2 separate regions of the Homo sapiens genome follow, and region 2 is linked to region 1. A link is a loop called in an ENCODE intact Hi-C map of the cell type or tissue named here. Cell type or tissue: tibial artery. All regions are shown on one strand. Links, peaks and the distances in the headings refer to the core of each region. The heading gives the core; the rest is flanking DNA. Region 1 holds the start of LOC124902247 (a long non-coding RNA gene). Region 2 overlaps SVEP1 (sushi, von Willebrand factor type A, EGF and pentraxin domain containing 1).

Region 1 (5,390 bases), core at 94-5,093:
CTCAGGGCATTATATTCTCACATGGCCCCCCAAAAGGCAGAAACTAGGGTGTTTGTATTAAAGGGACTGGAGAGAACCATTGAGGAAAAGGTCTCATTGAACTCCCTGTCTTTCTCAGGGATGAAAAACCTTTCCAAGAAGCATCCAACTGACTTCCCCTTATGTCTCTTTGGTCAAATTGGATCACATGACCATGTCCTGCAAGTGGAGGTTCTGAGAAAATAAGATTCTGTTTTCTTCAGCCACTGTAGTAGTGAGAACCTGTCAAGGGTAAAGGGGATGGGTATGATTACTGGGGACTCAACTAACAGTGTTTGCCACAACATCCAAGTTCATGGTTATACAATTTGTCTGTTATCTATATTCACATAGAGATGAATACACACATACATCTACGCATACACAAATGAGATAACAACAACAAAACCCCACAAATGTTAGTATGTGCGATCATAAGCACACACTGGCTGGGCTTAGTGGAGTGGCTCAGCTTGGAGGAGTGGCTCTACTCATCTCAGCTGGGGGCCCTCCTGCACCTGGCTATTATGGGCTGGGCTACGGAGACTTGGCTCTGCATTCCTTATCTCCCTGCTGTCTCCTGGGACCAATGGGCTAATACAGGCATGTTTTTTCTTATGGCAAGAACAGAGGTTCAAGAGAGAGCTCACTGTGCTAATACATTTCAAGCCCAAGCTTGTGCGATTCTGTGAACATCTTGTTTGTTAAAGCAAGTCACAAGGCTGAGCCCCAAATTAAGGGGTGTTGAAGCAATGCCTCCCATGGAACTGAGGAGTAGAGTCCAATCTACCCTGCAAAGAAAATGGAAGGGAACAAAGGAAGGCGGCAAACATGCATTAAAAACAAAGAACCTGGAATAAAGTGACAGGAAACTAAATGTTTTAGTTAAAATAATTCGTGAAAATGGGTTAATATCCTAATGCATCTCAAAGAGACAAAGACTAAAAAAGAAGGTAAAAAGAAAGAGTAAAGAAATATCCAAGCAAATCGGAAATAGTAATGATGGTGATGACAATAATAATAATAATAATAGTAATATTATAATAAAAGCTGAAGTGCCATCCAGCTGTTTCAGACACAGATCTGTGGTGGCAGATTCCCTGATCTCTGCTGGTGATGTCCCTGACTCTCACTCCTACAGTTCTCCCAACTACCATATAAAGTCTACATCCTACATTAAACTCTTCATTCCTGGAAAAAAAAAAAAAGAGCTGCAGTGTCATCCAGACATAGATAGAATTCAAGGTAAATATATTAGATGAATAAAGACTGGTTTTATGCTATTAAAGTTATGAAGTTACATTGTTAATAAATGAATGTTTATTCACAGTAATATGTAAATATGAGCATTTATGCATAAAATTTAAAACATCATAAAAATATAAAGCAAACCCTGGAAAAATACAAATATAAATGGTCAAAAACTGTACTAGATTTTAACAGACTTTCAGCCTCAAACAGATGGAATAGATTAAAGTGACTAAGGATATAGAGTAGTTGGATAATGTATGTAATAAAGTTGATTTATAAGATAAATTATACATATCTTACAACCAAAAGTGTTTATTTTTCTCAAAATCTAATGGTATGTTTTACTGCATGTCATATAGTAGGCCACAAGAAATTTCAATAAGATCAGAGGATGTACACGCCTGTTTTTAACTCCAGTGAAATAAAGTCAGGAATTAATTTAAAATAGGTCAAAAAAAACATACAAATAAACACTTGAAGTTAAAAAAACAACATAAAAATAAAACACACCATTACTTCAATAATTTCTGGGCAAAAGAGGAAAATAAACTCCAATTATAGATTGTTTAGAAAATAATAATGATACTACACATAGATTTAGTTAATGGAAAATTTTATCTGTAAAAGCTCTATTTAAAAAAGCAGAATAAGGGGTAAGTAAATACAGCACCTTCAACTGAAATATCTGGGATCTTGCACTGGGACTGACTAGGCAATCAATTTGACCCACAAAGAAATAAGAAAAGCAGGGTGGAGCGATGGCCCACCCGGGAGTGGCACAGAGACAAGGGAACCCTCCACCCCCAGCCAAGGGAAGCCGTGAGTGATTGTGCAACCATGCCTGAGAAACCAGGCCTCTTTCACGGATGTTTGCAACCCCTGCATCAGGAGATCCCCTTGTGAGCACACACCACCAGGGCCTTGGGTCTGACACACAGAGCTATGCGGAATCTCGGCAGAGCAGCTGCTCAGGCATGCACAGAGACCCAGGAGCTTTACATATTCGGCCCTAGGATCCTCAGCAAGGCAGGAGGTCGGTACATACCCCTAGGAAGGAGGCTGAATCCAGGGAGCCAAGCAGCGTCGGTCTGTGGGCTTCACTTCCAGAGCACTTCACAAGATAAGACCTACTGGCTTGGAATTCCAGCCAGCCAATGGCAACAGCGTGGAGCCCGCCTGAGATGGAGCTCCCAGTGGGAGGGGCAGCTGCCATCTCTGTGGTTTGGTAGACTCAGCCTTCCAGCCCACCGGCTTTGGAGAGTTCAAATGGTCCAGAAGAGGAAGGGTCCTCCAGTGCAGCACGGCTGCTTTGCCAGATCATGGCCAGACTGCTTCATTAAGCAGGACCCCAGTCCACTTCTCTTCAACGGGCAGGACCTCCCTGTTGGGGCTACAGCACCCCCAGCAAGTTTTGTATGGACGGAGCTCTGATCTCTCCCTGGAATGGAGCTCCTGTGGGGAGGGGCTGCCACAATCTCTGTGATTTGGTCGACTCAGCTATTCCAGCTCAGTGGCTTTGGAGACTCCAAATGGTCCAGATGAGAAACAGTATCTGGAGTGCAGCACAGCTACTTTGCCAGATCGTGGCCAGACTGCTTCTTTAAGTGGGATCCCCGATCCACTCCTGCTCATGGGGCAGGTCCTCCCAGCTGGGACATCAACCCACTCCCCGCTCATGTTCTAAGGCTAACAAAGCTCTAACTTCCTCCTGGGATGGAGTGCCTGGGGGGCAGGGCAGGCTGCCATCTTGGCTATTCGAGTTTCTCAGTCAATCCAGGCTGCCAGCCCTGAAGAGCCCACAGCGATCTGGGACTGAAGGGATCCCCAACACACAGCACACCTGCTCTACCCAAAAGTGCTAGAGTGATTCTTTAAATGGTTCCTTGATCCTGTTCCTCCTATGTGAAAACTCCCAACAGAGGTCTCCAACCACCTGCTACAGGCATGTCCAGGCCCACAACAGGCAGATACCCATCTGAGATGGAGTTTCCAGAGGAAGGAGCAGGCTGCCATTTGACAGTATTAGACAGATCACTAAGACAGAAAATTAACAAAGATATTCAGGACCTGAACTCAGCTCTGGATCAAGTGAACCTGGTAGACATCTACAGAACTCTCTGCCCCAAAACAACAGAATATACATTCTTCTCATCGCCACATGGCACTTACTCTAAAATTGATCACATAATCGGAAGTAAAACATTCCTCAGCAAATACAAAAGAATTGAAATCATAACAATCTCTCAGACCATAGTGCAATCAAATTAGAACTCAAGACCAAGAAATTCACTCAAAACCATACAACTACATGGAACTTGAACAACTTGCTCCTGAATGACTATTGGGTAAATAATGAAATTAAGGCAGAAATCATTTGTGTCCACACCCAAATCTCATCTCAAAATGTAATCCCCAGGTGTTGAGGGAGGGACCTGGTGGGAGGTGATTAGGTCATGGGGGTGGTTCCCCCGTAATGTTCTCGTGATAGTGAGGAAGTTCTCTTGAGATCTGATGGTTTTAGAAGGGGCTCTTCACTTCCTACCCATGCTCCCTCTCACCTGCCACCATGTAAGACATGCCTGCTTTCCCTTCCACCATGATTGTAAGGTTCCTGAGGCCTCCCCAGTCGTGTGGAACTGTGAGTCAATTAAACCTCTTTCCTTTTGAAGTTACCCAGTCTCAGGTATGTCTTTGTAGCAGTGTGAAATGGACTAATACAGTAAATTTGTACTGGTAGAGGGAGTACTGCTATAAAGATACCCAAAAATGTGGAAGCAACTTTACTTTGGAATTGGGTAACAGGCAGAGGTTGGGACAGTTTGGAGGGCTCAGAAGAAGATAGGAAGATGTGGGAAAGTTTAGAACTTCCTAGAGATTTGTTGAATGGTTTTGATCAAAGTGCTGATAATGATGTGGACAGTGAAGTCCAGACTGAGGTGGTCTCAGATGGAGATGAGAAACTTCTTGGGAACTGGAGCAAAGGTCACTCTTGCTATGCTTTAGCAAAGTGACTGGCAGGCATTTTGTCCCTGCCCTAGAGATCTGTGGAACTTTAAACCTGAAAGAGATAATCGGAAATTGGAACTTATGTTTAAAAAGGAAACAGAACATAGAAGTTTGGAAAATTTGCAGCCTAATGATGTGATAGACAAGAAAAACCAATTTTCTGGGGAGAAATTCAAGCTGGCTGCAGAAATTTGCATAAGTAATTAGGAGGCAAATGTTAATCGCCAAGACACTGGTGAAGATGTCTCCCAGGGCATACCAGAGATCTTGATGGCAGCCCCTCCCATCACAGACCCACAGGACTAGGACGGAAATATGGTTTCATGAGCTGGGCCCAGGGTTCCCCCTGCTCTGTGCAGTCTAGGGACTTGGTACCCTGTGTCCCAGCTACTCCAGCTCTAGCCATGGCTAAAAGGGGCCAAGGTACAGCTCAGGCCATTGCTTCAGAGGGTGCAGGCCCTAAGCCTTGGTGGCCTCCACATGGTGTTGGGCCTATGGGTGCACAGAAGTCAAGAACTGAGGTTTGGGAACCTCTACCTACATTTCAGAGGACATATGGAAATGTCTAGATGTCCAGCCAGAATTCTGCTGCAGAGGCAAAGCCCTCATGGAGAACCTCCACTAGGGCAGTGCAAAGGGGAAATGTGGGGTTGAAACACTCACACAGAGTCCCCACTGGAGCACTTCCTAGTGGAGATATAAAAAGAGGGCCACCATCCTCCAGACCCCAGGATGCTAGATCCACTGACAGCTTACACCACATGCCTGGAAAAGCCAGCAGTGAAAGCAGCTGGGGAAGGGGACGCTACCCTGAAAGGCCATAGGGGCAGGGCTGTCCAAGGCCATGGGAGCCCACCCTTTGCATCAATGTGCCATGGATGTGAGACATGGAGTTAAAGGAGATTCTCTTGGAGCTTTAAGATTTAATAATTGCTCTGCTGGATTTCAGACTTGCATGGGGCCTGTAGCCCCTTTGTTTTGGCCAATTTCTCCCACTTGGAATGGGAGCATTTATCAAATGCCTATACCCCCATTCTATCTGGAAGTAACTAACTTGCTATTTACAGGCTCCTAGGTGGAAGGGACTTGCCTGGTCTCAGATGAGACTTTGGACT
Region 2 (5,390 bases), core at 220-5,219, 150 kb after region 1:
CGTGTTCCCATCTTTGCCAGCTAGATGTGTGACCTTGGACAAGACATTTAACTTCACTGAACCTGTTTCTTCATTAGTAAAAATGGAGGTGAGGAAATGACAGAAAATATGTAAAGCCTACTACAAATACAAGGTCATCCCCAAGCTTTTTACTAGTATTTTACTGAATTTATGAAGTGTATATGCCAATTTCTGTGGATGTTCATGTGTGTGTGTGAATATGTGTGTGTATAATTATTACTAACTGTGGACTTCAGGCGCATGTATCCTTGAAATTGTTATGGACCACTATGCCTCTCCTTTTAACTTAAATAAATACATATTTAAGTGTTATCTTATTTTTTAGCATTCAAAATCTTTGTCTTTATTTATGACTTAAATAATTTCAACTTTTATTTTAAATTCAGAGAGTACAAGTGCAGGTTTGTTACATGGATATATTGCATGATGCTGAGGTTTGGAGTACAGATAATTCCATCACCCAGGTAGTGAGAATAGTACCTAATATGTAGTTTTGCAGCCCACACCACCTTTCTTCTCCCCTCTAATAGTATCCAGCATCTATTGTTCCTATTTTTATTCCATGTGTACTCAATGTTTAGCTCCCATTTTAAGTGAGAACATGCAGTATTTGGCTTTCTGTTCCTGCTTTAATTCACTTAGAATAATGGCCTGCAGCTGCATCCATGTTGCTGCAAACGACATGATTTTGTGGAGTTTTTATGACTACATAATATTCGATGATGTATAAGTACCACATTTTCTTTATCTAATCCACCATTGATGGGCACCTAGGTGTATTCCATGTCTTTGCTATTGTAAATAGCACTGGGATGAACTTACAAGTGCATGTGTCTTTTTGGTAGAACAATTTATTTTCCTTTGGATGTATACCCAGTAATGGGATTGCTGGGATTACTGGCCAACCATACGCAGAAGAATGAAACTGAACCCCAGCCTTTCACCATATACAAAAATTAACTTGGATTAAAGATTTAAATGTAAAACTTCAAACTATAAAAATCCTAGAAGAAAACCTAGGGAATACCCTTCTTGACATTGGCCTTGGCAAAGGATGTATGGCTGAGTCCCCAAAAGCAATTGCAACAAAAACAAAAATTAACAAGTGGGATCTAATTAAATCGAAGAGCTTCTGCACTGCAAAAGAAAGCATCAATGGAGTAAACAGAAAACCTACAGAATGGGAGAAAATATTTGAAAACTATGCATCTGACAAAGGCCTAGTATTCAGAATCTATAAGGAGCTTAAACAAATCAACAAGCAAAATACAAATAACCTCATTAAATAGTGGGCAAAGGACATGAACAGACACTTCTCTAAGAAGACACATAAGCAACCAACAAACATGAAAAAAAGCTCATCATCGCTAATCATCAGAAAAGGCCAATCAAAACGACAGTGAGATACCATCTCACACCAGTCAGAATGGCTTTTTTTTTTTTTTAATTTTTGTATTTTTTGAGATGGAGTCTCGCTGTGTCGCCCAGGCTGGAGTGCAGTGGCATGATCTCGGCTCACTACAACCTCTGCCTCCCAAGTTCAAACAATTCTCCTGTCTTAGCCTCCCAAGTAGCTGAGACTACAGGCGCATGCCACCATGCCCGGCTAATTTTTTGTATTTTTAGTAGAGATGGGGTTTCACCATATTGGTCAGGCTGGTCTTGAACTCCTGACCTCAAGTGATCCACCCACTCCAGCCTCCCAAAGTGCTGGGATTACAGGCCTGAGCCACCCCGCCCCTGGCCAGAATGGCTATTATTAAAGAGTCAAAAAATAACACATGCTGGCAAGTTATAGAAAAACATGGATCACTTATATACTTTTTTAGGAATGTAAATTAGTTCAGCCACTCTGGAAAGCAGTTTGGAGATTTCTCTAAGTGTATATCTTAAGAGTCGCAGCTTCCAGCACCTTCTCACAAAAATAGTTCAGAAACAGTGATCTTATTCTCAATTCCCTTGTTAACCCACATTATAATTATTATAATATTGATGATATATTCTAATAAAATAGACTAGGATTTACTACTTTATAAATAGTAATGACCCCATAATATTATTATGGAGAGTACTGAGATCATCTAAATCATCCAGCATTGTACCTAACTCATCATTATTATACTAAAAAGATATCTGAATATATATTTTAATATGTGTGGGTATATAATTTTCTATATTTTAAAAAGTTTAGTAAAATCCTGATAACATTTCAAAGGAACCAGATTCTAATAATTTTATTGTGTATCTAAAAACAACTTCCATAAAGACATAAAAATGTTTAACATAACTTACAGTAGTAATCATTTGGAACAACTCATATATTTTCTCTATTTCACATCCATGCAACACTGGTAGTCCCAGGCTTATGAAAAGATATATTGAGTTTATACAGTAAAATTGCATTTCATCTGGAAGTGTAATTTGAAAGTTTATATATAGGGAGACATTTTAAATAGTCAAAGTTGCCTTGAAAATCCTTCAAATAAGCCATCAAGTAGAGTGGACTTGATATTGCACTTGATAAAGTGATAGCATACTCTATCAATTATAGTGGACAGGCATGCTGTTTAGAAATATGCCTATTTTACCTCAACAACAGAAGAAATCATTTTTATCTTATGAACACCAAAGCGTGTGGCTTGCATTTAGGGGCCACATCACACATATCTTGAAACAAATTTCTCTCAGCTTATATTCTAAGAGGTCCACATGCTGTGAGACCAACTGCAGACCAGCAGACTCATCACCCCTAACCAAGGGTGTGTATTCAACAGCTGGAACCACATCCAGATTGCTTGCCTGGTTTCCATTTTCTTTCTCATGCTCTTTCCTCTCCACCGTCTGCCTATGGTTGCATTTCCTTAGACAGTATTAAAATTATGCACCTGTATCCTACAATTCTTTATTTAAAATTCCAAATCTCATATTAGCGACACCTGGTGTTGAATCATAGTAAAAACTTGTGACAAGAATGGCAGACACATACTATGAGAAAAGTAGAACCAAGTTTCTAAATAAAATAAATATACATTTACTAGATGTGAAATGTATTATGTATGTTATTTATTAGACATTAAATTTATTTTGTGGGTTTACTGTGAAAAAACAAGTGTTCATAATGGTCTGTATGAAAGTGTAGATTTTATGTTAGATTTACTGTTCTCAAAAAACAACCTTTATTATGAAATTTCCTTTTAGCATATTTTAATGTCAAGGTACATAAATTATTAGATATGTGTTACATAATGCCATGAGTTATAAATTTAAGCATCCTTGAACTCTTCAACCCAACGAGTCTTTGTACGTCTTTTCTTGAACATGAAGATTTATGGTTCTAGGCTCATTTCTGTGCCTGTCCTTGGCAATGTCACAGACCTCTTTGGATCTGTTTCTAGATGTGTAAAATAAAGGCTATGAATAACATTAGTTGTTCCCAAATTATGTTCACACAAAACATGGGACAGCTGCACAGAAATTTGGCTGTGTTTCCCTAATTTGCAGAAGAAAATGAGTTATTTTCTTCATTCAATATATTTCTCCCATAATTTTTGCCAACTTTGTAACTGTAATGCTGTAACTGTTACCACTTAACTCTAAAGGGAATAAACTCAAAAAGAGAACAACTAGCAAACAAATAAGGAGAAAAAATTTAAAACAAAATCACACATCTTTTTCACTAAAAAAAATATGGTCAGATATTCGTGGTTATCATTTTCCATTGCATGCTGAATATGTTAGGTTTCTTGCTAGAAAAATTTTGCAGTTCACAGAATAGAAGAAACATTTTATTTCAACATGTTTGTCACAAACATGTTAGCCATGATTTCCAATTTCCCTATTCCAATGCCTGAACAACTTGCTTGGAAACTATTGGTCTTAAAGTTCTGTCAAGTTTTCTCCAGCTCAAAGATGAATGATTCTTTGCAGGTCAGCGGTGTGAAGAAAATATAAATGAGTGTAGCTCCAGTCCTTGTTTAAATAAAGGAATCTGTGTTGATGGTGTGGCTGGCTATCGTTGCACATGTGTGAAAGGATTTGTAGGTAAGATGTTTCCAGTCTTCCTATGTTGTCTTAAAATCTTGTAAACCACCACAAATTAGTACATTTCTTAACATATATATTAATGTGAATTTTTGGATTTTATTACTGTATGGTGATTATGTAAGAGAAAGTCCTCATTTTCTGAGGAAATACACACTGAGGGGTTTGGGGTAAAAGGGCATGCAGGTCTGCAATTTACTCTCAAATGGTTCAGCAAAAAATAATTTGTGTATGTGGTGTGTGTGTGTAAAGGCAAACTTTCAAGAAGGAACTGGAGACAAATCATGTAATATCATATTGCAAACAGATGTACAATAATATGGTTTAAAAGTGTATGCTTAATTTCTAAAGAGTAAATCCAAGAAAGTGTCCAGTGAAGGAAAAAGGCAAGATCAAAGAAACAGGCAAGTTTTGAATGGAATTTACTAGCTTTATTTCTTAACATTATCTCAATTAGATGTCTATTACCAAACTTAATTTCAACAAAAAGTAAGATTTAAAAAAGCAGATTATCGGCTGGGCATGGTGGTTCACGCCTGTAATCCCAGCATTTTGGGAGGCCGAGGCAGGTGGATTACTTGAGCTCAGGATTTCAAGACCACCTCGGCCAACATGGTGAAACCCTGTCTCTACTAAAAAAAAAATACAAAAATTAGCCAGGTGTGGTGGTGGGTGCCTGTAGTCTCAGCTACTCAGGAGGCTGAGGCAGGAGAATCGCTTGAACCTAGGAGGTGAAAGTTGCAGTGAGCCGAGATCGCGCCACTGTACTCCAGACTGGGAGAGAGAGCAAGACTCTGTCTCAAAAAAAAAAAAAAAAAAAACAGATTATCAAAAACTCAGAGTCCACAAAAAAATGACTTACAAAAGCCAGAGCCCATTACAGAATGGATCTCAAACCAGTTTGATGGGCTCCACAGCCTCCATTCCAATCCTCTAGAAGCAGCATCCTCCAGGGAGTCAACACTTTAGTTACAGTGTTCCCAGGGAGTTAATCATTTGGGCTGTTTCTCTTCCTTCTCCATCCTCAGGCCTGCATTGTGAAACAGAAGTCAATGAATGCCAGTCAAACCCATGCTTAAATAATGCAGTCTGTGAAGACCAGGTTGGGGGATTCTTGTGCAAATGCCCACCTGGATTTTTGGGTACCCGATGTGGAAAGAACGTCGATGAGTGTCTCAGTCAGCCATGCAAAAATGGAGCTACCTGTAAAGACGGTGCCAATAGCTTCAGGTAAAAGGCTAAGTCTGATTCTTTTCACTGTTTTTATTTTTTAAACTATTCAGTGATTCTGCAGCCTTTATGGAGTATTGCTTTGAGTCTCAAGTCAG

What was found. A loop is a pair of places that touch in the nucleus more often than their neighbours do. Peaks named below come from ENCODE experiments on the same cell type or tissue, not always from the same donor. Only the 100,000 strongest peaks of a DNase experiment are listed, where the experiment ranks them.
Region 2: it touches region 1 in a loop (2.3-fold over the local background); 18 of 110 quality-filtered maps call a loop at or near these places.

What each region holds. Positions count from the first base shown.
Region 1 is chr9:110,596,453-110,601,842 of GRCh38, reverse strand. LOC124902247 (a long non-coding RNA gene) reads right to left here and starts at 2,379. Exons shown (of 3, transcript XR_007061730.1): 1 at 2,315-2,379. In tibial artery, for the core only: no CTCF peak of the experiment used is centred there; a DNase peak (open chromatin) is centred at 2,399.
Region 2 is chr9:110,449,961-110,455,350 of GRCh38, reverse strand. SVEP1 (sushi, von Willebrand factor type A, EGF and pentraxin domain containing 1) reads left to right here. Exons shown (of 48, transcript NM_153366.4): 23 at 3,949-4,062; 24 at 5,091-5,292. Among named protein-coding and RNA genes, the nearest start is that of TXNDC8, 110 kb to the right of the region's middle. In tibial artery, for the core only: a CTCF peak has its summit at 2,942 (motif pointing left); no DNase peak of the experiment used is centred there.